Regions from separate parts of the Homo sapiens genome. Here region 1 is linked to region 2. Evidence: chromatin loops called from intact Hi-C (ENCODE). Cell type or tissue: endothelial cell of umbilical vein. All regions are shown on one strand. Links, peaks and the distances in the headings refer to the core of each region. The heading gives the core; the rest is flanking DNA.

Region 1 (15,484 bases), core at 3,607-11,606, 53 kb after region 2:
TGTCTCAAAAAAAAAAAAAAAAAATAGTTCAAGAGTGATGTCCTCATGTTGGTCCTGTAAGCTACCCACAGACAGCATGACCCTGCCCAGAGCCCTGTGGCTTGGGCTCAGCGTGGCTGACAAGTGTCATCTTCCCTATTGTGGAAAGCCTTGTGGTTTGGAACCAGAAGGATATGAATGAGAATCTGCCACTTGCTAACAGTGTATTGATACGTGATGGCTGACAACGGACATCAGATGTCAGTTTTCAGGAAGAAGATCAAAATTACTGGTAAATGGATAAGTTTTGAACTGAAAATGGAGGAAGGAGAGGCAGGACCTCTTGGAGTGCCCACAGGAAGAAGCTGCGGCGTAGGAAAGGAAAGCTGCAAGGGCCTGTCAAAGATCAGCTCCTGAGGAACTCAGAGCCCCATGGAAAGGATAGGTGGGAGTGCTTCTTTGCTTCCCACTCGCCTTTGACAATATCCTGGTCACTAAACTCTCAGGGAGCTCCTCTGCCCTTGCAACCCAGGCCAACACCATCGGTGCTGATTAGAGAACTTCCCAGGGACAGAGAACCAGGTGGTCAGTTCACACAGGCATGCCCACACTCCCCTCAGACCTGAACTGAGACAGCAGGCACCACACTGGTTGTGCACCTGTGGTGCCACTGCCCTGCCTGGGGATTCTCTGCCCTTGACCCACTGCACCACCAGATTCCCCACAAACATACCCCACAACGCGCTGTGACTTTGGCAAGCACAAGGGACCAGTGAGCCTCTGGGGGGCCGCAGGATCCCTGAAGATCTAACCCTTGGCATGGGTAACCCCTAAAGGAGGAGGAGAATGCAGCCCACCAAAGCCCCCCTTGGGACAAAGGAAATGTGGGTGTGGCACAAACCACTGGAGTGGGCAGCACCCATGCCTGGGAAAAGACATGGAGAAGGGGTCATTTCCCACCTGCCCTCCCACCCCACACTGCTGCCAGGAACTAAAGGATGAAGCCTTTATAAACAGAAGATTGTGAGCCCCATGACAGGGGTGTGATAGAGAAGCGGACTGCATTCCTGCTGGCTGAGGACAAGGAGCTGGTGCATTCCCTGCCCCTACCCCTGAGACCTCAGTGCACCCCATCATGATCTCTTCCTGCTACCTCCATCAGGGTATGCATGCCTACTTGGCACCAGCCTACCTGCTGGTTCTAACTTTTAAGTGCGATCTACTGGACTGCATCCTGCACTGCACCACCAAACAAAAATCTTGCTACTGGAAGGGTTTATTGACAGTGCATGAGATAAGCCTCCTGAGACCTCCACACCCTCAGTCCTGCAGGAGATAGTGTTGGCTGTTATGTCCATTACATCATTACAACAAGCAGCATCTGAGAAAGCCACTGCATAGAAGCTGTCCACAACCATGGAACCCATACAGACCTTAGCCACTGCACAGAAGCTGTCCACAACCATGGAACCCGTACAGACCTTAGCCACTGCACAGAAGCTGTCCACAACCGTGGAACCCATACAGACCTTTGGCCCCCAAAAGCACTCAGAAGCAAGGCCATACAATCACACACAACATACACCACAGCCATACCCTCAAGGGAAACTAGAATTAAAAAATACAAAAGCCCCATCCAAACAATAGAAGATTCAAAAACAAGAAGTGACAGCTCCCTCAGATAAGAAGGAATCAGTGCAAGAAATCTGGCAGTAGAAAAAGCCAGAGTGTTTCAACACCTCCAAAGAATCTCACCAGTTCTCTAGCAATGGGTCCTCATCAGACTGAAATGTTTGAAATGACATATAAAGAATTCAAAATATGAATTGGAAGGAAACTTAATGAGATCCAAGAGAAAGTTGGAAACCAATATAAGGAAACTAGAAGAACACTTCAATATATGAAATACAACATAGATATATTAAGAAAAAACCAAATTGAACTTCTGGAATTGAAAATTTCACTATAGAAATTTAAAAATATAGTTAGACTAGACCAAGCAGAAGAAAGAATTTCAGAGCTTGAAGAATGGTCTTTCAAACAACTCAGACAAAAGTAAAGAAAAAAGAAATAAAAAACCCAAAGTATTTGAGAAATGTGGGATTATGTAAAGCAACCAAACCTGTGACTTAAATGCATTCCTGAGAGAAAAGAAGAAAAATTAAGCAACTTGGAAAACATATTTGAGGGAGTAATACAGGAAAATTTACCTAATCTTGCCAGAGAGGTCAACATCTAGATATGAGAAATCCAGAGAACTCCTGTGAGATGCTACACAATATGGCCACCCCCGAGGCATATAGTCATCAGACCAAGGTCAATGTAGAAAAAAAATAAATCTTAAAGGCATCTAGAGAAAAGGGCCAAATTACATATAAAGGAAATTCCATCAGACGTACAGTGGATTTCTTAGCAGAAACCTCACAAGCCAGAAGAGATTGAGGGCCCATTTTTAGCCTTCTTAAAGAAAAATAAATGCCAGCCAATAATTTTATATCCCACTAAACTAAGTTTCATAAATGGGAAATAAAATATTTCTCAGATAAGCAAATGTAAAGGAATTTGTCATCACTAGATCAGCCCGAAAAGAAATGCCCAAAGGAGTTCTAAACATGAGAACAAAAGAACAATACTTGCTACCATAAAAGTACATGTAAGCACAAAGCCCACAGACCCTATAAAGCAACTAAACAATCAAGAATACAAAGCAAAAACACATGACAGGAACAAAACCTCACATATCAATATTAACCTTGAACATAAACATCCTAAATACAGCACTTAAAAGACATAGAGTGACAAATTTGATAAAAAATAATAATAAATAAGACCCAACCTGCTGCTGCCTTCAAGAGACCCATCTCACATGTAATGACACTCAGAGGCTCAAAGTAAAGGGATGGAGAAAGATCTATCATGCAAACAGAAAACAAATAAGATGAGAGGGTGCTACTGTTTTATCCAATAAAACAGATTGTAAACTAATGACAGTTAAGAAAAAAAAAAAGACAAAGAAAGGCATTATATAATGATAAAGGGTTAAATTCAACCAGAAGATCTAACCACCCTCCCAACATCAGAGCCCCCAGATTTATAAGACAAGTACTACTAGACTTAAGAGATAGCCATACAATAATTGTGAGGGACTTCAACACCCCACTGACAGACAGAACATTGAGGCAGAAAATAAAGAAATACTAGACTAAATTGGACAGTTGACCAAATGGACCTAATAGACATCTTCAGAATACTCTACCCAGTGGCCTCTGAATATACATTTTTCTCATCTGCACATGGAACGTTCTCTAAGATTAACCACATGCTAGGCCACAATGAAAGTCTTAATAAATTTAAAAAAATCAAAATCATACCAAGCATCTTCTCAGACCACAGTGGAATACAATTAGAAATCAATACCAAGAGGAACCCTCAAAACCACACAAATACATGGAAACTAAGCAACTTGCTCCTTAATGACTTTTGGGTAAACAAATTAAAGAAGCAATAAAAACAATCTTTGAAACAAATGAAAATAAAGATACTTTTTAAGTGGGCTTTATTCCTGGGATGCAAGGATGGTTCAACATACACAAATCAATAAATGTGATTCATCACATACACAGAATTAAAATCAAAAGCCATATGATCATCTCAATGGCTGCAGAAAAAGCATTTGACAAAATCCAACATTCTTTATGATAAGAACCCTCAACAAACTAGGCATCAAGGAATATACCCCAAAATAATAAGAGCTGTCTATGACAAACCTGCAGCAAACATCATACTGAAGGGGAAAAGTTGGAAGCATTCCCTCTAAGAACTGAAACAAGACAAGGATATCCACTTTCACCACTGCTATTCAACATAGTACTAGAAGTCCTAGCCAGAGCAATCAGGCACAAGCAAGAAATAAAAGATGTATGAATAGGAAAATAGGAACAGAGGAAGTCAAATTATCTCTGTTCACCAATGATATGATTCTACATCTAGAAAACCCTAAAGATTCCTCCAAAACACTCCTAGATAAATGACTTCAATAAAGTTTCAGGATACAAAATCAATGTACAAAAATCAGTAGCATTTCTATATACCAATATTCTTAAAGTTGAAAACCAAATCAAGAATTCAATCCCATTTACAGTAGCTACACAAAAAATAAAATACCCACAGACACATTTAACCAAGGAGATGAAAGACTTCTACGAGAATAACTTTTCAAAACATTGATGAAAGAAATCACAGATGACACAAATGGAAAAGCATTCCATGCTCATTGACAGGAAGAATCAACATTGTTAACATGACCATACTGCCCAAAGCAATCTACAGATTCATCACAATTCCTATCAAATTACCAATATGATTTTTCACATAATTATATAAAACAATTCTAAAATTTATATGGAACCAGAAAGCCCAAATAGAGCAATCCTAAGCAAAAAGAACACAGCTAGAGGCATCACATTATCTGACTTCAAATTATACTACAAGGCTATAGTAACTAAAACAGCATGGTACTGGTACAAAAATAGGCACAGAGATCAATGGAACAGAATAGAGAACTCAAAAATTAAGCCACACACAACCAACTGATTTTTGACAAAGTCAACAAAAATAAACAATGGGGAAGGACATCCTATTCACTAAGTGGTGCTGGGAAAACTGGCTAGCCATGTGCAGAAGAATGAAGAAACTAGAAGAAAACCTAGGAAAAATTCTTCTGGACATTGGGCTAGGCAGAGAATTTATGACTAAGACCACAAAAACAAATACAACAAAACCAAACATGGACAATTGGGACTTAAGAGCTTCTGCACAGCAAAAGAAACAATTAACAGAGTAAAGACAACCTACAGAATAGGAGAAAATATTTGCAACTGTGCATCAATTAAAGGACTAATATTGGCCAGGCGCCATGGCTCACGCCTGTAATTCCAACACTTTGGGAGGCTGAGGTGGGTGGATCACTTGAAGTCAGGAGTTCGAGACCAGCCTGCCCAACATAGCGAAGCCCCACCTCTTCTAAAAATACAAAAATTAGCCAGGTGTGGTGGTGGGTGCCTGTAATCCCAGCTGCTTGGGAGGCTGAGGCAGGAGAATTGTTTAAACCTGGGAGGTGGACATTGCAGTGTGCCGCGATAGTGTCACTGTACTCCAGCCTGGATGACAGAGCAAGACTCTGTTTCAAAAAAAATAAAAATAAAAAAGGACTAATATTCAGAATCTATAAGGAACTTAATAAGAAAAAAACCAGCCCCTTTAAAAAGTGGGCAGTCTTGCTCCAGGATCTATGCTCATAATGCCTGTGCTAGGAGAATGTCTTACCACACATGCAGCCACTAGGAGCATAAATACTAGCCAGCATAGAGGGGAATATCCTGTTTAATCAGATTTCCCTCATTCATTCATTTCCCAAAAGTGGATTGAGTCCTCCTGCTCATCAGGCACTGCAGTTACAGTAGTGAATAAGACAGAAAACCCCTGACCTCAAGGAGCTGATGTTCCTGATAAACAAATGAGCATATAATATGACAGTGTCAAAATTTTCTAAGGAAGAAAAAAAGTAGCCAAATGGGAATTAGGTAGTAATGGGGTGGTTTATTGTTTGCTATTTCAAACATGGAAGTTAGGGAGGGCTTCACTGAGGAAGTGACACTGAGCAGAGACCCACCCGAAGGAGGGGAGGGAACAAGCTGTGTGGAAAAATACTTCCCACGGAGCTCATGCAAAGACCAAGAGGCAGGACGTGTCTGGTGTGTTGGAGGAACAGCAAGGAGGACCATGTGGCTAGAACAGAGTGAGCAAGGGGGAGAGAGGGAGGAGAGGAGAGGAGAAGGGAGATGGGGCTAGGCTTGCAGTGCCTTGTGGGCCTCAGGAGACTTGGGCTTTTACCTGGAGGGAAGTGGGAGCCATGGAGGGCTGCAGACAGAGGAGGATTGGGACTTGACTCAGGTGCTCACAGGCACTCTCTGGTGGCTGTAGAGAGGATAGACTGGGGGTGGGGGTGAGGGTGGGAGTTGGGTGGGAGGCGGGTAACCGGATGGGGTGGAAGCAACCACACAGGTCCAGGGGAGCGATGATGGAGACTGGGCCAAAAATAATTTTTCTCTATCATGCATCATACAATTGAGTCCAAGGGCTTCTGTAATGTCTGAACTTTTAATTTGTACTCCCGTGATTTATTGCCAAACTTGAAGCCTGCTTTCCTTGTTGTTATAGCAAAATATATTTATGCATCAAATTTTACAGGAAGCCAAGTTTTAATTTACATATAGACCTTAGTCCTGGGCCCGTGATATTGCTCAGACAGACAGTGTGGGAGAGTAAAAACCATAGTTGTAGAAAAATCAGAAAACTTCTAAGAGGCCTTGAGCTAAGATGCAGGAGGAGGAAAGGAGTTCTGCTGAAGGAGACAGTGTTGGCAAAAGATTTGGATTCATGTTAAAATGAGAAATTCAGAGAAGATTTCCAGGGTGTGGATCTAGGATCGGGACCTCCAGACCCAGGGGGATGATCCTAGCTCCACACCTTGCTATACAGCACTAGCTGAGACAGTGTATTAAGGGAGTGGAGGCTGACTTTTGCAATCTTCCATTGCTGACCTTCCATGGGCCAGGCCCTCTGCCAGAATTGGGCCCTCTACTCTCCCCATTTTACAGTTGGGCAAACTGACACACAGTTTGGTGATGTCATATGACCAATGTCACACCAGCTTACATGGTTACTTACAAGTAGCAAAGCCAGGATTCCAACACTGAGGTGGTCAGACACCAGTGTGTGCTGGTAACTATTACCCTAGGCTGAGGGGGGGCAGGGAAGCATTTATAAGAATGCTTTTATAGAAATTCTTCATTTAAAAACCAGCAGGCCAGGTGTGATTGCATGCACCTGTAGACCCAGCTACTTGGGAGGCTGAGGCAGAAGGATCACTTGAGCCTGTTGAGTCTGAAGCTTAAGTGCATGATGATTGTGCCTGTGAGTAGTCACTGCACTCCAGCCTGGGCAACATGGTAAGAACCCATCTCTAAAAACAGTGTAAAAACAGACCAGGTGCTGTGGCTCACGCCTGTAATCCCAACACTTTGGGAGGCCGAGGCAGGCAGATCACTTGAGGTCAGGAGTTTGAGACCAGCCTGGTCAACGTGGTGAAACTCCATCTCTACCCAAAATACAAAAAATTAGTTGGATGTGGTGGCACTGGCTTGTAGTCCCAGATACTCAGGAGGCTGAGGCACGAGAATTGCTTGAACCCAGGAGGCAGTGGTTGCAGTGAGTGGAGTGCCACTGTACTCCAGCCTGGGGCACAGAGCCAGACTCGGTCTCAAAAAGCAAAACAAAACAAAACACACACACAACTGAAAAATAAAGTAGGCTGGGCGTGGTGGCTCATGCCTGTAATCCCAGCACTTTGGGAGGCCAAGGCGGTGGATCACCTGAGGTCAGGAGTTCAAGACCAGCCTGGCCAACTTGGTGAAACCCTGTCTCTAATAAACATACAAAAATTAGCCAGGCATGGTGGCGGGTGCCTGTAATCCCAGCTACCTGGGAGGCTGAGGCAGGAAAATCACTTGAACGGAGGCAGAGGTTGCAGTGAGCCAAGATTGCGCCACTGCACTCCAGCCTGGGCGACAGAGGGAGACCCCATCTCAAAACACACACACACACACACACACACACACACACACACACACACACACACACAACCTTCCTGACTCACACAGAGGAATCATTGTCTGCTGGGTGCATACCCTGCCAGACATTTTTCTGCTTTTGACATGGCCAGCATTCCTTGATCTCAATCACTGCACTCTGCTGCCCCCTAGTGAAGCAACTACGCTACTCTCTAACCCCCAATGGTGAAGGAGCCACACTGCGTACTAGACCCTGGAATGCCACCCTGCCCCTGGAAGCCAACAAGAGAAACAGCCCAAAGGCCACCACTCCAGAGCAAAGGGACTTTGGCGTACGTTGTCATGACTGAGCATCACTCCCTTGGGTATGCCTGTGGTCCCTGAAGTGTAGATGAGCACTGCGCATTGATTCGCCTTCTGGCTCTCGATGACCTGCTCCAGTTGGGTGTCAGGGATACTTCTGCCAAGTTCCATGAAATCATCCCACTGTGGACAGAAAAGACAAGCGGAGGATGAGAAGGCAGTCGGGAGTCCTCTCACCCAGCCAGACCTCGTCCTATCAGCTTTTCCTAAAGAATGATCCTCAGCAGGTGGAAGGGCTTAGGATGTGCCAGTCCTGGCACCTCTTACAAAAGTCCCAAGATCTCTGCTTCCAGTTCTGCCACTTCCTCGCAGCGTCACCAAGCCACTTAAGCTCCCTGTGCCTCAGTTTCCTCATTTGTAAAATGGGAATGATGTCAGGACGCAACTCCTTGGGTTGTTCTAAGCAGTAAGAGAGTTAATATATGCAAAGTGCTCAGAATAGTAGTTGGCAGGTGGTAAGTGTTCTACGGAGTTAGGTATTATTTGTTCGCTGCCTTCCCAAATTCCACTCCCCACTCTACTTCTTAGTCACCAATTGGATGGGGCTGACTTCACCCACAGATCTGGAAGTCAACCCTAATTGGCTCAAACTGTTCTATCAGCCTGGGTTATGGTGATTGGATCAAGTCTGGACATGTGACCTCAAGTGGTCCAATCATAATGAAGATGAAGACTTTACCTGGGAATTCTGAGACACAGACTGTGTATGTGAATGAGTCAAGATGTAGCTCTAGGAGCTGCTGAACCATCTCAGGACTATGTGAGAAAGCAAGGCTGGAGCGGAGCCAAGAAATAGAGAAAGGAAAATAGAGCCTGGGCACATTCTTTGAGCCCCTGGTTCCAGCCATGCCTGAAATCCACGCCCTGAACTGTAGTTGCATGGTCCAACAGATTATCTTTTTGTTTGTTTGTTGCTTAAGCCATTTGGGGTCAGACTTTTGTCACTTACGACCAAAGGCATCCTTATTGATAATTGATGCATTGCCTCACTCTGGCAGGTGAAGAAGCTGAGGCTCAGGGGTGGTAGATTACTTGCCCAAGGCAGATTACTTAAGGCAAGTGAAGAGAGGAGCTAGCATTCAAACCCAAGGTCTGACTCCAGAGCCTGTGCTCTTAACTATGACAGAATTCGGTGCCGCAAAGTGAACTCTTGGGTTGTATCGACTGAGCATCACATGGGATCTGCAGAAATTCTACCATTGAACCCCCAACAAAGCACTGGATGAGGGTGATGCGCTGACTTAAAGATGGAGGCCCCTCGGCCAGGCACGGTGGCTCACACCTGTAATCCCAGCACTGGGAGGCTGAGGTGGGCGGATCACGAGGTCAGGAGTTCAAGACCAACATGGCCAGCATGGTGAAACCCCATCTCTACTAAAAATACAAAAATTAGCCGGGTGTGGTGGCAGGCGCCTGTAATCCCAGCTCCTCAGGATGCTGAGGCAGGAGAATCGCTTGAAATGGGGAGGTGGAGATTGCAGTGAGCCAAGATCACGCCACTGCACTCCAGCCTGGGCAACAGAGTGAAACTCCATCTCAAAAAAAAAAAAAAAAGGCCCCTCAAAGTCCTCTACAGATGGCCAGTGTTGCCTGAAACCTGCCCAGGGTGATGCTGGCTTCATCTGAGCAGGCAAAGCCCTTTGCCCAGATAATCTGTAACAAGGTAGGGCAAGGGTGAGAGGAAGAGCACACACAAGCCCTCTGGGGGAACCTGTCCTTTCTCAGAGATGCCCCTAGGTCTCCCTACAAAGGGTGTTCCTTCAAAGGCCGGTAGAAGACCCCCGGCTTCCACAGCCACAAATGACTGGATTGGGATGGGCACCAGACCCATGCTGGTCCAATCCAATCCCCTGTCTTGGAGATCTGGGTTGGTCCTCAGTCTGTTGGGCACACAGATGCCAAGCATCACAACTGGCACAGTTCATTGTCTTACTCGGCCATTTTCCTTCCCAAATGTCACAGTCCACTTTCTCAGTCTCATTCGTTTTTGCTCATTTCTGGGTCCTAAACTAAATCTTTTTCTTTCTTTCTTTCTTTTTTCTTTTGAGACAAGAGTCTTGCTCTGTCACCCAGGCTGGAGTGCAATGGCGTGATCTCAGCTCACTGCAACCTCCACCTCCCAGGTTCAAGTGATCCTCTTTAGCCTCCCGAGTAGCTTGGACAGGCATGCACCACCACGCCTGGCTGTTTTTTTTTTTTTTTTTTGTATTTTATTTTATTTATTTGTTTATTTGGAGACAGAGTCTTGCTCTGTCGCCCAGGCTGGAGTGCAGTGGCGTGATCTCCGCTCACTGCTCTTGGCTCACTGCAACCTCTGCCTCTTGGGATCAAGTGATTCTCCTCTCTCAGCCTCCTGAGTAGCTGAGACTACAGGTGCGTGCCACCACGCCCGGCTAATTTTTGTATTTTTAGTAGAGGTGGGGTTTCACCATATTGGTCAGGATGGTCTCGAACTCCTGACCTCAGGTTATCCACCCACCTCGGCTTCCCAAAGTGCTGGGATTACAGGCATGAGCCACCACACCCAGCCTTTTTTTTTTTAGATGGAGTCTCGCTCTTTCGCCAGGCTTGAGTGCAGTGGCACTATCTCGGCTCACTGCAACCTCCGCTTCCCGGGTTCAAGTGATTCCCCTGCCTCAGCCTCCTGAGCAGCTGGGACTACAGGCGCATGCCACCATGCCCAGCTAATTTTTTGTATTTTTTAGTAGAGACGGGGTTTCACCATGTTGGCCAGGATGGTCTGTACCTCCTGACCTCATGATCTGCCCGCCTCAGCCTCCCAAAGTGCTGGGATTACAGGTGTGAGCCACTGTGCTTGGGCGATTATTATTATTATTATTATTATTATTATTATTATTATTATTATTTGTATTTTTAGTAGAGACAGGGTTTCTCCATGTTGGCCAGGCTAGTCTCGAACTCTTGACCTCAGGTTATTTGTCCACCTCAGCCTCCCAATTACAGGCATGAGCTACTGTGCCCAGCCTAAACAGAATCTTAAAATGGTAGGTTCTACTCTCCCTTGCAGAGGAGTAGATGCCCTTCTATGTGACTCTCCCCTATAAATTAGCGTCTTCAACCAGGGGTGATACTACTCCACCACCGCCCACCCTCCCCCCACCAGGGTATATTAGGCAGTGTCTGGAGACACTTTTGGTTGTTTCAAGTGGGAGGCAGGGGATATATTCCTGGCATCCAGTGAGTGGAGGCCAGCAATGCAGCTCAACATCCTACAGGGCGTCGGACAGCTCCTTAGAGAATTACCTGCCCCAAATGTCAACAGCAAGGAGGTTGAGAAACCCTGCTGTAAGTGTTATTGCTAACAAAGTAGTCTTTTAAGTTATCCGAGACTTAAGACTGTTGCTGTAGTGGTCACTTTGAACCTCTAAAAAGTTTGTAATTTTTTTTTTTTTTTTTTTTTTGAGACGGAGTCTTGCTCTGTTGCCCAGGCTGGAGTGCAGTGGCGCGATCTCAGCTCACTGCAAGCTCCGCCTCCTGGGTTCACGCCATTCTCCTGTCTCAGCCTCCCGAGTAGCTGGGACTACAGGCGCCCACCACCACGCCTGGATAATTTTTTTGTATTTTCAATAGAGACGGGGTTTCACCGTGTTAGCCAGGATGGTCTCGATCTTCTGACCTCGTGATCCGCCTGCCTCGGCCTCCCAAAGTGCTGGGATTACAGGTGTGAGCCACTGGCGCCCGGCCTTTTTTTTTTTTTTTTTTTGAGACAGAGTCTCACTCTGTTGCCAGGCTGGAGTGCAGTGGTGTGATCTCGGCTCACTGGAACCTCCGCCTCCCGGGTTCAAGCGATTCTCCTGCCTCAACCTCCTGAGTAGCTGGGACTACAGGCACGTACCACCATGCCCAGCTAATTTTTGTATTTTTAGTAGAGACGGTGTTTCACCATGTTGACCAGGATGGTCTCGATCTCCTGAGAAGTCTGCAATTCTAATTGGTTGTCTTAGTCATTGTTATAACAAATTTTGGCTTGGGTATAAATAAAATATTTAAACTTAATGTTGTTAGTTTTAACATAATTTTCAACTTTTTAGTATATTGTTTAATTATCTTAATGTTCTTGGGAAAAAATTAATAACAAAATGACTGATTTTTTTTAGCCACCAGTTTTGGTGGTGATTTGTTGCCCAGCAGTAATTAGCCAGAACAGACACTGTTCATTAATCAGTCCCTTCATGCCAGAAGGGAAAAATGCGTCCCAAAGGTCCCGCCTACGTCCTTTTGCTAGGCCCCCACGCATTGCTCACCTCCCATTTCCCTTTGCAAAGGCCACATCCACTTCCCTTTGCAAAGCCCCACCCACTACATTTATGAAGCCCCACCCACATCCCTTTGCAAACCCCCACCTACCACATTTGTGAGGCCCCATTCCATCTCTGCTTACCTCCCACTTTCTTTGAAAGGCCACACCCACTTCCCTTGTAAGGTCACACCCCCTCCCTCTGCTCACATTTCACGTCCTTTGAAAGGTCACACCCACTTTCCTCACAAGGCCCCACCCACTTCCTTTCCTCACCTTTCACTTCCTTTGAGAGTCCCCACCTACTTCCTTTGAGAGTTCCCACCCTTGCCAGGTCCGACCTCCTCCCTCTGCTCACCTTCCACTTAGGCCACGCCCACTTTTCTTGCAAGGCCCCGCCCTCCCCTTTCCCCAGTGCCCACCTCCCACACTTACAGAGTACAAGTTGTTGTTCTTCTTCATTGGCAGTCTGTACTGGATGATCGCTTTTAGGGGCTCTAGGCTGCTCTGTGGAATCTGAAAGAAAGTTCCCTGTGGGCTTCATGGCAACCCAGCCCTGGGAAAGACTAAAGCTGGGTTAGATGTCCTAAGTAAGCTCTCTCCAGCAACTCTAGCCTCTTTTTTTTTTTTTGAGACACAGTCTTGCTCTGTCGCCCAGGCTGGAGTGCATTGGCCCAATCTCGGCTCACTGCAACCTCCGCCTCCCGGGTTGAAGCCATTCTCCCACCTCAGCCTCCTGAGTATCTGGGATTGCAGGCATGTGCCACCATGCCCAGCTAATTTTTGTATTTTTAGTAGAGCCGGGGTTTCACCGTATTGGCCAGGCTGGTCTCGAACTCCTGACCCCAGGTGATCCCCCCGCCTCGGCCTCCCAAAGTGCTGGGATTACAGGCGTGAGCCACTGTGCCCAGCCTCCAGCCTCTTTTCTTCCCCTGCCCACACTATAAAATGCTGCTATTGGTCTTGACTGACTCCAAATGACTTGGTTTCAGGACTCCTGGATTCTTTGTAGTCCATATCAGTAGCTTCCAACAGTGTCGGTAGAGGATGACAATAGTCTGCCCGAGACAACACATCTCTGACCAAATTATGCTACACAGAATTGTGGATCTTGGTTGATGAGCTAAAAGAAGTCCCTCATGGCTCTTCCTTTTCCAGGACTTTGCACCTTGCAGCCCAGATTTAGCTAACCTTTTACTCGGAGTCAGGCAATAAAAATCCTTCATGAAGTTGGCTGGAACCTGGACAAGTGCAGAGCCCTCTACCCATACCTAGCACGGTAAGGTTCAGGTGACCTGCGGGATTCTTTTTTCTTTTCTTTCTTTCTTTTTTTTTTTTTTTGAGACGGAGTCTCACTCAGTCACCTAGGCTAGAGTGCAGTGGCGCTATCTCAGCTCACTCCAAGCTCCGCCTCCTGGGTTCATGCCATTCTCCTGCCTCAGCCTCCCGAGTAGCTGGGACTACAGGCGCCCGCCACCATGCTTGGCTAATTTTTTGTAGTTTTAGTAGAGATGGGGTTTCACTGTGTTAGCCAGGATGGTCTCGATCTCCTGACCTCGTGATCCGCCCACCTCAGCCTCCCAAAGTGCTGGGATTACAGGCATGAGCCACCACGCCCGGCCCCTGCGAGATTTTTATACTCTGTTCATGCCAAAGAAAGCGGGATGGGGTCTCTCTATGACACTTCTAGCCAATCCAATGAAAAAGTTACTTGCAACATCCATTTTGCTAATCATAACCACGCCTCTGGCATGCATTGGAGAGAAAAGATGGCAGAAGCCCGTATAGCAGCTGGACAGGAGTTTTCCAGAGAGAAGAAGAAACAGACATTCAAGGAGCCTGGGGCAGGCAACAGCTTGGGATGTCTGAGGGATACAAAAAGTCCAGGATGGCCAGAGTGGGGACCCAAGAGAGTATGATAGGGGAGGGGGCATGAAAGAATGGTGAGGCCCAGATCAGCGGAGCCTTGGAGGCAAAGATGAGGAGTTTGGAGTTTATTTAACTCCAACAGAAAACCGCTAGAGAATTAGAGGATTATAAGCAGAGGAGGATCTGTGATTACTCCCCCAAATAAAGATCTCCAAGTGGAGCTGGGCATCCAATTTGGGAGAAGCATGTCAGGAACCTGGTTTTGAATCTTCTAGACCTAGCAACTGGAACAATAAATCCTCCACAGACTTCACCTTCAATGAAACTAGGAGTCAGAAATAATTCAGATATTGCTTTATTCACTTAATGCTGGACCTGCTAGAACCAGGACAGAAATCCACAGCAGCCAGGTGGGTGTAGAGGGGAAGGTTGTGTATGTGGCATTTTCCAGTTATGGAAAACTCAAATTAAGCCAGCATTCCCAGCTGGAAGAAGGACCCCACCCACCCACCAGCACCCACCCCATAGTGTGTTCTGCTAGGAAGAGGACAAACAGGTATGACATGAGTTTTGGGAACCACCGATGCATCACTTAAGAAAGTAATTTTGTGAGCAGTGGTTCATGCCTGTAATCCCAGCACTTTGGGAGGCCAAGGCCATTGGATCACTTGAGGCCAGGAGTTCAAGAGCAGTCTGGCTAACATGGCGAAATCCAGTCTTGACAAAAAATGCAAAAATTAGCCCGGTGTGGTGGTGTGCACCTGTAGTCCCAGCTACTTGGGAGACTGAAGCATGAGAATCACTTGAACCTGGGAGGTGGAGGTTGCAGTGAGCCAAGATGGCGCCACTGCTCTCCAGACTGGACGACAAAGTGAGACAGTCTCAAAAAAAGAAAAAAACAAACAAAAAAAGAAAAGAAAAGAAAAAGAAAAAAGAAAAGAATTTTTAAAAGCTCTAGGCCAGAGGTGGAGGTCTGTCCTTCCTGAACCAAGTCAGGAATTAGGAGTCAAAGGAAGCCAGGCAGGAGAAAGTGTTGTATTTCACTGAGTCTAGCTAGGATTTCATTGAATCTGGAAACTGTACCCAAATTTCGGAGAGAATAAAATGTGAGAAAACATATGGCCAGTAGTGATCAGAGAATGCCATCAATGAAAAGACACATCTCGACTCCAGAGATGTGAAAAAGTGAAGAAATGAGTGACTCAGAGTCATGAAATCATGTATTCAAGAAACAGTCACAGTGGTCCTTGAGCTGAAATGAACCTAGCCATCTAGGCTCACCCCTCCCAGGGACTCCCCTCCTCTCCAGGACCCTCCTGCCAAAAGCTGATACAGCAAACTGCAGCTCATTCAAACATGTAGGAAATTTAAAGTTTCGACAATA
Region 2 (8,000 bases), core at 1-8,000:
CGGGAGCTGTTTGCTCCGTGCGGTACCTGGGACCCAGGGACCCAGTGGGCGCTCAGCAGTTGGCTTCCCGAAGCCAGGCCTGAGCTGGCTGGACCCTGGGGGTGTGGAGTCCTGGGGAGAGGGGCCGACGGGGCTCAGAAAGGAAGCCCGTGAGTGACCGAGCAGGAAGCACTGAGCTTCCCGCACGTAGCATGAGTGCTGGGCGAAGGAGGCTGAGATGAGGGGCAGGGCTGCGTCCAGTGCCCGCCAGCACCCCGCAGTGCCAGCGCAGCCTCTGACTTGCCCAGGCCCAGCTGTGAGGTGTTAGGGCGGGCGGGTGCGGGCGAAGTGGCCATGCTCTGCCTGACTCACCCTGTGCTCTTCTTGAATCCCTCAGGGAATGTCAGTTCAATTCTGAGGGGAATCTTAGCCTGCAGCTGCCGGGGACCAGCTGACACTTCCTAGTAGTTTAAAGGGACAGCTCCATGTAAAACTCTCACCTACTGCCTTACCTTTTTGCTTTATGGAAGAGTTTCTCTAGCTGAGGCTGAATCAGGTGGATTATGCTTTGTAGGGGTCAGGGGTGGCGGAGCAGGGCGCCCCGCAATGCCACGTGACCTTGTCTCTCCCCTTGCCCTCCCTGCTCTTGGCCTTGCAGGACGCCAACAAGGAGAGCAGCAAGACCTCCAAGCCACACAAGGTGACCAAGGAGCACCGGGAGCGGCCCCGCAAAGACTCCGAGAGCAAGAGCTCCTCCAAGGAGCTGGAGCGTGAGCAGGCCAAAAGCTCCAAGGACACCTCGCGGAAGCTGGGCGAGGGCCGGCTGCCCAAGGAGGAGAAGGCGCCACCGCCCAAGGCTGCCTTCAAGGAACCCAAGATGGCCCTGAAAGAGACCAAGCTGGAAAGCACGTCCCCCAAGGGTGGGCCCCCACCCCCACCCCCACCCCCACCCCGGGCTTCCAGCAAGCGGCCGGCCACCGCCGACTCGCCAAAGCCCAGCGCCAAGAAGCAGAAGAAGAGCAGCTCGAAGGGGTCCCGGAGTGCTCCAGGCACCTCGCCCCGCACCTCCTCCTCCTCCTCCTTCTCGGACAAGAAGCCGGCCAAGGACAAGAGCAGCACCAGAGGGGAGAAGGTGAAGGCCGAGAGTGAGCCCCGGGAGGCCAAAAAGGCCCTGGAGGTGGAGGAGTCCAACTCAGAGGACGAGGCCTCCTTCAAGTCCGAGGTGAGTGAGTGCTGGGGGCAGGGCAGCCAGGTGCAGGCAGTGTGGTGGGACCCGCCTCCCTTCTGGAACAGCGGAAGGAGGTGGGATCTGAGCCAGGACCTCAGGTCTCACCAGCTGCTCCTCCCACTGGCTTCTTGTAACCTGGGGCCTCCACGCCTCACTAGGCTTCGGTTTCCCTGTCTGTCAGGTGATAAAGTCTGCCTCGTGAGGAGTCCCTCCTCGCCTCCTCGGTGGCATTTGTGGGTGGCTCTGGTAAAGCATGATGGTGTGGTCCTGAGGTTCTGAGCTCCCCTCCTCCAGCAGCCCCCTGCATGGGCCCGGGTCTTGGCCGCTCTGGTGCCAGTGGGCAAGCGTGTCTCATGGTTGCTCTGACCATGGCGTGGTCAGCCCGGCCTGGAGCTCTGCCAATAGGGCATCTGGGAGACTCACCCTTGTCTGGAGGTTAATGATGAGGGCTTCAGACAGCCCCTAGCCATGAGGAGCAACAGGTCCGTGCCCGGCTCCCTATTTAGGTGGCTGGTGGGGTCAAGAGCATCCCTCCTGCCCACACCCATCGCACACAGCTGTGACTTGGGGATACTCACATCTGGCCCCACCAGTGTCTGAGCTTGGAACGAGGACCCCTGTCAGGGACCGGCCTTGTCACCATGAGAGGCTGCTGGCTTGTCCCACAGCACAGCGTCCGGACATTCTCAGAGGACTGCATCAGACATGACTTGAGCCGCAAGAGCTGGTAGCCACCTCATGGTCTTGTGGCCAGACCCTGTTTGGGGCCTGGGACGGCGGTGGTGTCTTCCAGCGCTATTATCTGGCACTTGGCATTTAGACAACAGACACTGGGCCCGGTAAAAATGAATGAATGGATGGATGAGGGTTGGGCCATTTACCTCTGTTGCCAGCCCCAGCCCTCAGGGGCCTTTTGTGGGTCCGGCTTGCCCTCAAGGAAGCTTTGCCTCTGGGTTGCTGAGGCTTTGAAAAGCCGCTGGGGCTTTGAATGCAGGTCCCAGCCACAAAGCCCGAGGGGGTTATGTGGGCAGCGCTCATTGCCCCCAGGGCCCTCATGGAGGTGGTGGGGCTGGCTGGGGGTGACGGTCCAGCCTCTGGGTAACAGTGCATCCTGGCTCATAGACACATGGGCTGGCAAGGCTGAGTGCCCGGTGCTCCCATGGCTTGGCAGTGGCTGAAGACGGCACCATCTGCTATGACCCTGAGGCGGTGGGGGGGCCGGTGCCACCTTCCAGAAGTCCCGGCCCATCTCAGTAGCCCTCCCAGCTGTGGGAGGGCCTGGCGGTGCCTGCTGGGCACCGAGCCTGACCCCTTCTCTGCCTGTGCAGCAACCACAGCCCTGGGCAGGCGCTTGTCCCCTCCCTTCTACCCCAGGGTTGGGGATAGGTACTGAGTGACATGCAGTCCCAGGCCAGGCATCTCCAGGCGAGGTCTTCTGGTACCTGGGGCTGGGTGTGCAGCACGCTGGGCAGCGGCAAGGCAGCTCCACGGCCCGCTCCACTCCGCTCTGCTCACCCGGCCTGGCCCCCGGCAGTGAGTGAGTTGGCTCCTGGCTCCCGCCACCAGTGTTGTGAAACAGCTGGAATATTTTGTGGGGAGCTTCCTGCCACCTCGGACGCCGCTGCTTAGAGTGGCTGGGTGGCCTTGAGGCTGGAGTTGCTGGAGGAGGCTTTGGGACTTCCTCCTGGCCGAAGAAGAGCGCCCCGCGTGCTGAGAGGCTTTTGAGCAATGCGGCTTAGCGCCCCGAGGTCTGTGCGGGAGTGAGACCCAGGCCCCAACAGCACAGAGTCCCTGACGCCTCTTCCCCCGGGGGCTTCACCGAAGCCCAGGCTGCTATGGTGAAGAAGCACATCGGCCTTCCAGACCACTGGCCCCTTGGCTTCCCCTTGGCCGTCTTGGGCTGCTCCTCCCCAGAGGCTGTGTGTGGCTGTGCTACCAGAACCGGCCATCGGAAGAATCTGCACCAGCTGGGGTCTGGCCCACGCCCACCCTCGTAGGGCCACTCTTTGGGCCGAGTCCCCGAGCCGAGCTCCCACGTCCTCCAGCTGCTGCCTTGGGGTCTCCCTGGCCCTTGGGGATCTGGAGTCAGTCGTGGACCCAGTCTGCTCCGCCCTCCCTCTGAGCCCCGGGCGTGCTCCGGTGGCCCTTCTGATCACACCACCTTAGGGCTCTTCTGGCTGAGACCATTTCCGGATTCTTTTCCTCCCTGCCCCTTGGATTTGGGCGGAAGGAAAGGGGATGCGTGTGCCTGACTGGCTTTCCTCTGTCTGGCACGGCGCCAGGACAGGCTTGGGGGCCTCTCGGGGCTCAGCATCCTCTCTGCTTCCATCCCTGCTGACCTTGTGCAGCCTCCTTTGGCCGCCTGAACTGCCCCCTCTCCACCTTTAGTGAGAAAGTGCATGGGATATGGGGCCAGGACCTTGGATACTTCTCCAGTCCACCTCCCTCCAGGTTGGTGCCCACCCCTCTGCCCCAGGGATTCCATCCGGAGGTCAAGGGAGGACTAGCCTTGGCCTCGGTGTGCAGGCAGCTGGCGGTGCTGGGAAAACTGAGGCTGACATAGGACGGCCTTGTTCTGAGTAGCAAGGCCTGCTGGTTAGAAGGCTGGGGTTAAATAGGCCATCTCTCGGTCACCTCTTACTCACCCCTGGCCCCCAAGAACAGAAGTCCAGGCTGTGCATCACCCAGCTCCAGGCAGGCCCAGCCAGGGGTCCTGGACGCTCTGGGGTATGTGTCCGGGACTCAGGTAGCCTGAGTGGGCAGTGACTGATGGGCACCACGGCAGGCTTTCCCAGTGATGATTCATCAGGGAGCGCCATGTGTTGGTGGGAAGGGGCGCTGGCAGGGGCTGGTTTGAGGGGCAGGAGGGGGCTGGGTTGGGCTGCAGTAAACCCTTGGGAAGTCCCTCTTCCCTCTCAGGCACGGGTGAGTCTGGACCTGCTGCTTGGGGAGGCCTTGGGCTTTCGTGGGGACCCTTCTGCAGGGTGGAGGCTGTCTCCTCCACATGCTAGGGGAGGGGCCGGGGGCTCCCAGGCACTCAAGGTCCTGAGTCCCACCAGCTCAGTACTCCGTTCACGGCTTCCCTTGCATGGCTGGCGGCTGCAGCGGCCCCTGCCAGAATCCAGCAGACCAGCTGCCTCCTCCTGATGGAGGGAGGACCCTGGAGGGGACTGGTCTGAGGGGCTCAAGCCACCTAGTTCCACCAGACGGGCCCCCAAGGTGAGGGGGCTGCCCTGGGCCCGCCATGTCCTCTGGCACACCCCTTGGGATGAGCTCATTGGCAGAAATGTGGGCCCAGAACAATGGGCCCCTCCCCGTGCAGGTGTCTGCAGTGCCTGCCTCCCGTCCACCCAGGAGCTACGCCTCTGCCCCATACACGCCTGCCCTGCACTGTCACCCTCTGTCCTGGCATCCCACCCCTTGTGTCCTTGTTGTGGCTTTTACTGCCCCCTGGTGGCTGAGCCTGGAAGGACAGCTGCAGGAGGAGGAGGCGGGTGGGGCCGGGCTTGCCCATGGCTTCTGTCCCCTGTGCACGCACGCTCTTCAGTGTCTTGGGCAGCTGGCGGTAGGAGCAGCGAATGGGTGGGGATACAGAGCTCTCTGCCACCCCTGAGCCCCGGACAGCACTGGGTCAGAACAAGAAGTGTCCACACCCAGCTTTCCTGTTCCAGACATTTTTGCGACACCAGTCAATGCCTGCCCTCTTGGACGAAGGCAAGGCCCACCCACCTGTGGGACTTCAAGCCCCTGCCCCAGCCTCCCTCCCAGTACCCTGTGCACCTGCCTGGGTAGACAGGAGAGCCCACGTGGTCCACACGGTCTCCTGGCGCTACCGGAAACCCAGACATCCACGGGTGTCCTAGGGCTGGCACGGGAGGCTATAGGCTGCGCATGGCCTGGCCGCTGGCTCCTTAGTGGGTTCTCAGCGGCACACGTGGGTACCCTTGGGACCCTAGGGGTGTCTGGGGGAGACCCACTCAGCGTAGCTGCTGCCAGGGGGCCCCCTTTGTCTCTGCTGAAAGGTGACAGCTCTCCCTTTCTCCCCTCCCTGCCCATCCCACCATTGGGTGAAGTCTGCCCAGTCAAGCCCGTCCAACTCCAGCTCCAGCTCAGACTCCAGCTCAGACTCAGACTTCGAGCCATCCCAGAACCACAGCCAAGGTGTGTATGGAGAGCAGCTGGGGGGCACGGATGGGGCCGGGGAGGGCCTGGAGCTCAGGCCACATGGGCATTCCTCAGCGTCCACTGCCTGCACAGGCTGGGCCCTGCAGATCTGTACATGGAGGGTTTTGGTGGCCTGGGGGAGTCTATATTTAAAAGCAAAGCAGGAACAAGTCACCAGACCTCCAGTCAGGCCCGGGGGCACTGTTCCTTGTGGTGGCTGTTGGCATGCACCCCGTGCCTGGAGCCAGGCTGGTGAGGGGCTTCTGGTGAGGGCCCTGCCCATGGCCAGAACTCTCCCTGTGCTGCTGGGGACCATGGACGGACGGCGTCACCTCCTCCGCCCATCCCACCCGCTCCCCAGGGCCAGCGAGGCACTGGCTGCCTGTGGACGGCCGGGGTCTCCTGCTGCCGGAGTGTTTGGAGTGCCCTCTCCCTCTCCAGGCAGGCCACCCTGAGTAGGGGCGGCTTTTTGGGGAAAGGACATAGGCCCATTGGCTGCACCAGCCTGCCCCAGAGTGGGGAGGGCCCTGGGGACCAGGCAGCCTGCAGGACACAGTGGGAGAGCTGCCCTGAGCCCCCGGCCCCAGTCCAGACCCCAGCACCCACTCCCAGGCAAAAAGCGTTTCCACTCCTGGATTGGAACAAGAGCCTCCTTCCCCCTTGGCCTGGAATCCTTTGCAGGGGGGCTGGGGGAGAGGAGTGTGCGGGGTTGTGGAGGGAGTCTGGCCTGGAATTCAGCCGTGCAGTTGCCGAGGGGGCTGGGGGATGGGGCCCTTGAAGCCTACACTCGCTCCAAGTGTTCTTATCTGCCGGGAAGGGAGGGGGACCTACTGAAGCGGGATCATGTGACTAAGGTAATTGAGGGCTTTGTGTCCCTCTGTTGCCTTGGTAACAGGAATATAAACCAAGATGCCGTCTGTAGGGGACTGGAACCGTGTGCCTCTGGAGAAAGGGGAGGACGGTGGACTGGGAGCAGCAGAGGGGATTACCGAGGGGGTGGGCAGGCCGGCGTAGGGTGCAGGAAGAGAGATCTGTGACCCCAGGCCCAGCTTCCCAGCCAGGCTGTGGCTCCCTCGCCCTCCCTGGGCTCTCGGCAGAGCTTCTGATCTCTGTGCCCCGAGCAGAGGAGGGGTTCTCCTCCGGCTGCAGCAATGGAGGGGCCCTGCGCGCCCACTGCCGGCCAGTCCCCTGAGGCCTGCGAGCAGGGCCAGGAAGGTAGGGAGGGGTGGGGGAGCCAGGGCGTTCTAGGGGAAGCGGGTGGCTGCCGGTGTGGGGGCAGTTCTTAGAGATGGGCACAGGGACCCCCAGGTGGACGGGCGTGTGCATTTGGGGGTCACCAGTGTCAAGAAGCTCTGCGTGGCCTCATGGGCGAGGGGCCCTGGAGGCTCAGTGGAGCCCTGCCCTTGTCTCCCCTCCCTCCCTGCCCCGCCTCCCCAGGACCCCTGCGCTCCATGGTGGAGGACCTGCAGTCCGAGGAGTCCGACGAGGACGACTCTTCGTCAGGCGAGGAGGCTGCCGGCAAGACCAACCCGGGGAGGGACTCCAGGTGACGGCCCGGTGGGAGCCAGGGGGCGGAGGCGGCCACCCGGGGCGACTCCGGCTGGGTCTGCAGTGATTGTGGGGCTGCAGGTGGGGTTGGGACTGGAGGGTCCCCTGGGAGGGCCAAAGCAGGGATCCATCCCCAGGTGGCCCCAGTCCAGCCTGGGCCTTGGGGTGGGCCTGGGGCTGTGTGTCCTCTCCTGGTCCCTGAGGCTGAGGGCCTCAAGGGCTGCCCCCATCTGGGGCCTTGGGTGGCATCCCTCCTCGTGGTCACTGGCAGGTGTGGGCTATCTGGCAGGGAGGGGTGCAGGAGGGAGCCCAGGCTGGAGGTGGGGGGAGGGGAGCAGGCCTGTTTCTCTGCTCTTGGGCCAGGAGACTCCCAGTCCTTTCCCACCTGCCTTACATGGGGCGAGGATCCATGGAGAGCCCGTCCTGGGGCAGCGGACACCCAGTGTGGGAGCAGCTTTGGCTGCCTGTGGCCTTTTCCCCAGGAGGCACAGGGGTGCCGAGGCACATCCTTGGGATATGCAGGACCCTTGGCGTGACCCCACCTGGGAGAGCTCCATGCGCTCGGCCTCCAACCCAGCGACAGTGGAGAACGTGCTGGCCTTGGCCCCGGGCACACAGGCTTCAGCGGGCGGGGGTCCAGGCTTTTCCAAAGCTGTAGCAGAGCCGGCAGTCAGCCCCTCCTCCCGTGAGGCTGAGGCCTCCAGGCCTCAGTGGCTCCTACTGGAGACAGGGCTGGTTATCACCCTGCACCCAGCAAGGTGCATGGGAGCCTCACAGACGCCTGCAGGTGTGTTGTTCACTAAAGCCACCTTCACGCAAGCTGGGCAGCAGGTTCTGCTTGGTTCCCCGTGTGCAGCGCGCCAGGCCAGCAGGCACATGGCGGGATTCCCACCCACCGCAGACAGAGCAGGAGCAGTGGCTCACTGCGGGGGAGCCGCTGGTGGGAGGTCCGGGCCCACGACTCCGACAGGGACTTAGACTCTAGACACGAGGAGGGCTGTGGCGTCCCTGGGACAGGACCTGGAAGCAGGCTCCCGCCTCGTTCGGTGACATTCAGGGTGGATTCTGCTTGCGCCAAGAG

What was found. Hi-C counts contacts between places; a loop is a spot of excess contacts. Peaks named below come from ENCODE experiments on the same cell type or tissue, not always from the same donor. Only the 100,000 strongest peaks of a DNase experiment are listed, where the experiment ranks them.
Region 1: it touches region 2 in a loop (8-fold over the local background); 4 of 110 quality-filtered maps call a loop at or near these places.

Annotation. Positions count from the first base shown.
Region 1 is chr19:6,158,478-6,173,961 of GRCh38, reverse strand. ACSBG2 (acyl-CoA synthetase bubblegum family member 2) reads right to left here. Exons shown (of 15, transcript NM_030924.5): 6 at 12,667-12,747; 7 at 7,947-8,096. The region is part of intron 2 of LOC105372255 (a long non-coding RNA gene); the gene reads left to right. Among named protein-coding and RNA genes, the nearest start is that of ACSBG2, 31 kb to the right of the region's middle. RefSeq lists a silencer at 12,418-12,477. In endothelial cell of umbilical vein, for the core only: a CTCF peak has its summit at 7,808 (motif pointing left); a DNase peak (open chromatin) is centred at 7,801; H3K27me3 peaks cover 271 bases.
Region 2 is chr19:6,215,322-6,223,321 of GRCh38, reverse strand. MLLT1 (MLLT1 super elongation complex subunit) reads left to right here. Exons shown (of 12, transcript NM_005934.4): 6 at 638-1,201; 7 at 5,281-5,368; 8 at 6,809-6,917. Among named protein-coding and RNA genes, the nearest start is that of MLLT1, 61 kb to the left of the region's middle. RefSeq lists an enhancer at 5,666-6,580. In endothelial cell of umbilical vein, for the core only: a CTCF peak has its summit at 4,645 (motif pointing left); DNase peaks (open chromatin) are centred at 3,441, 4,011 and 4,641; H3K27ac peaks cover 1,969 bases.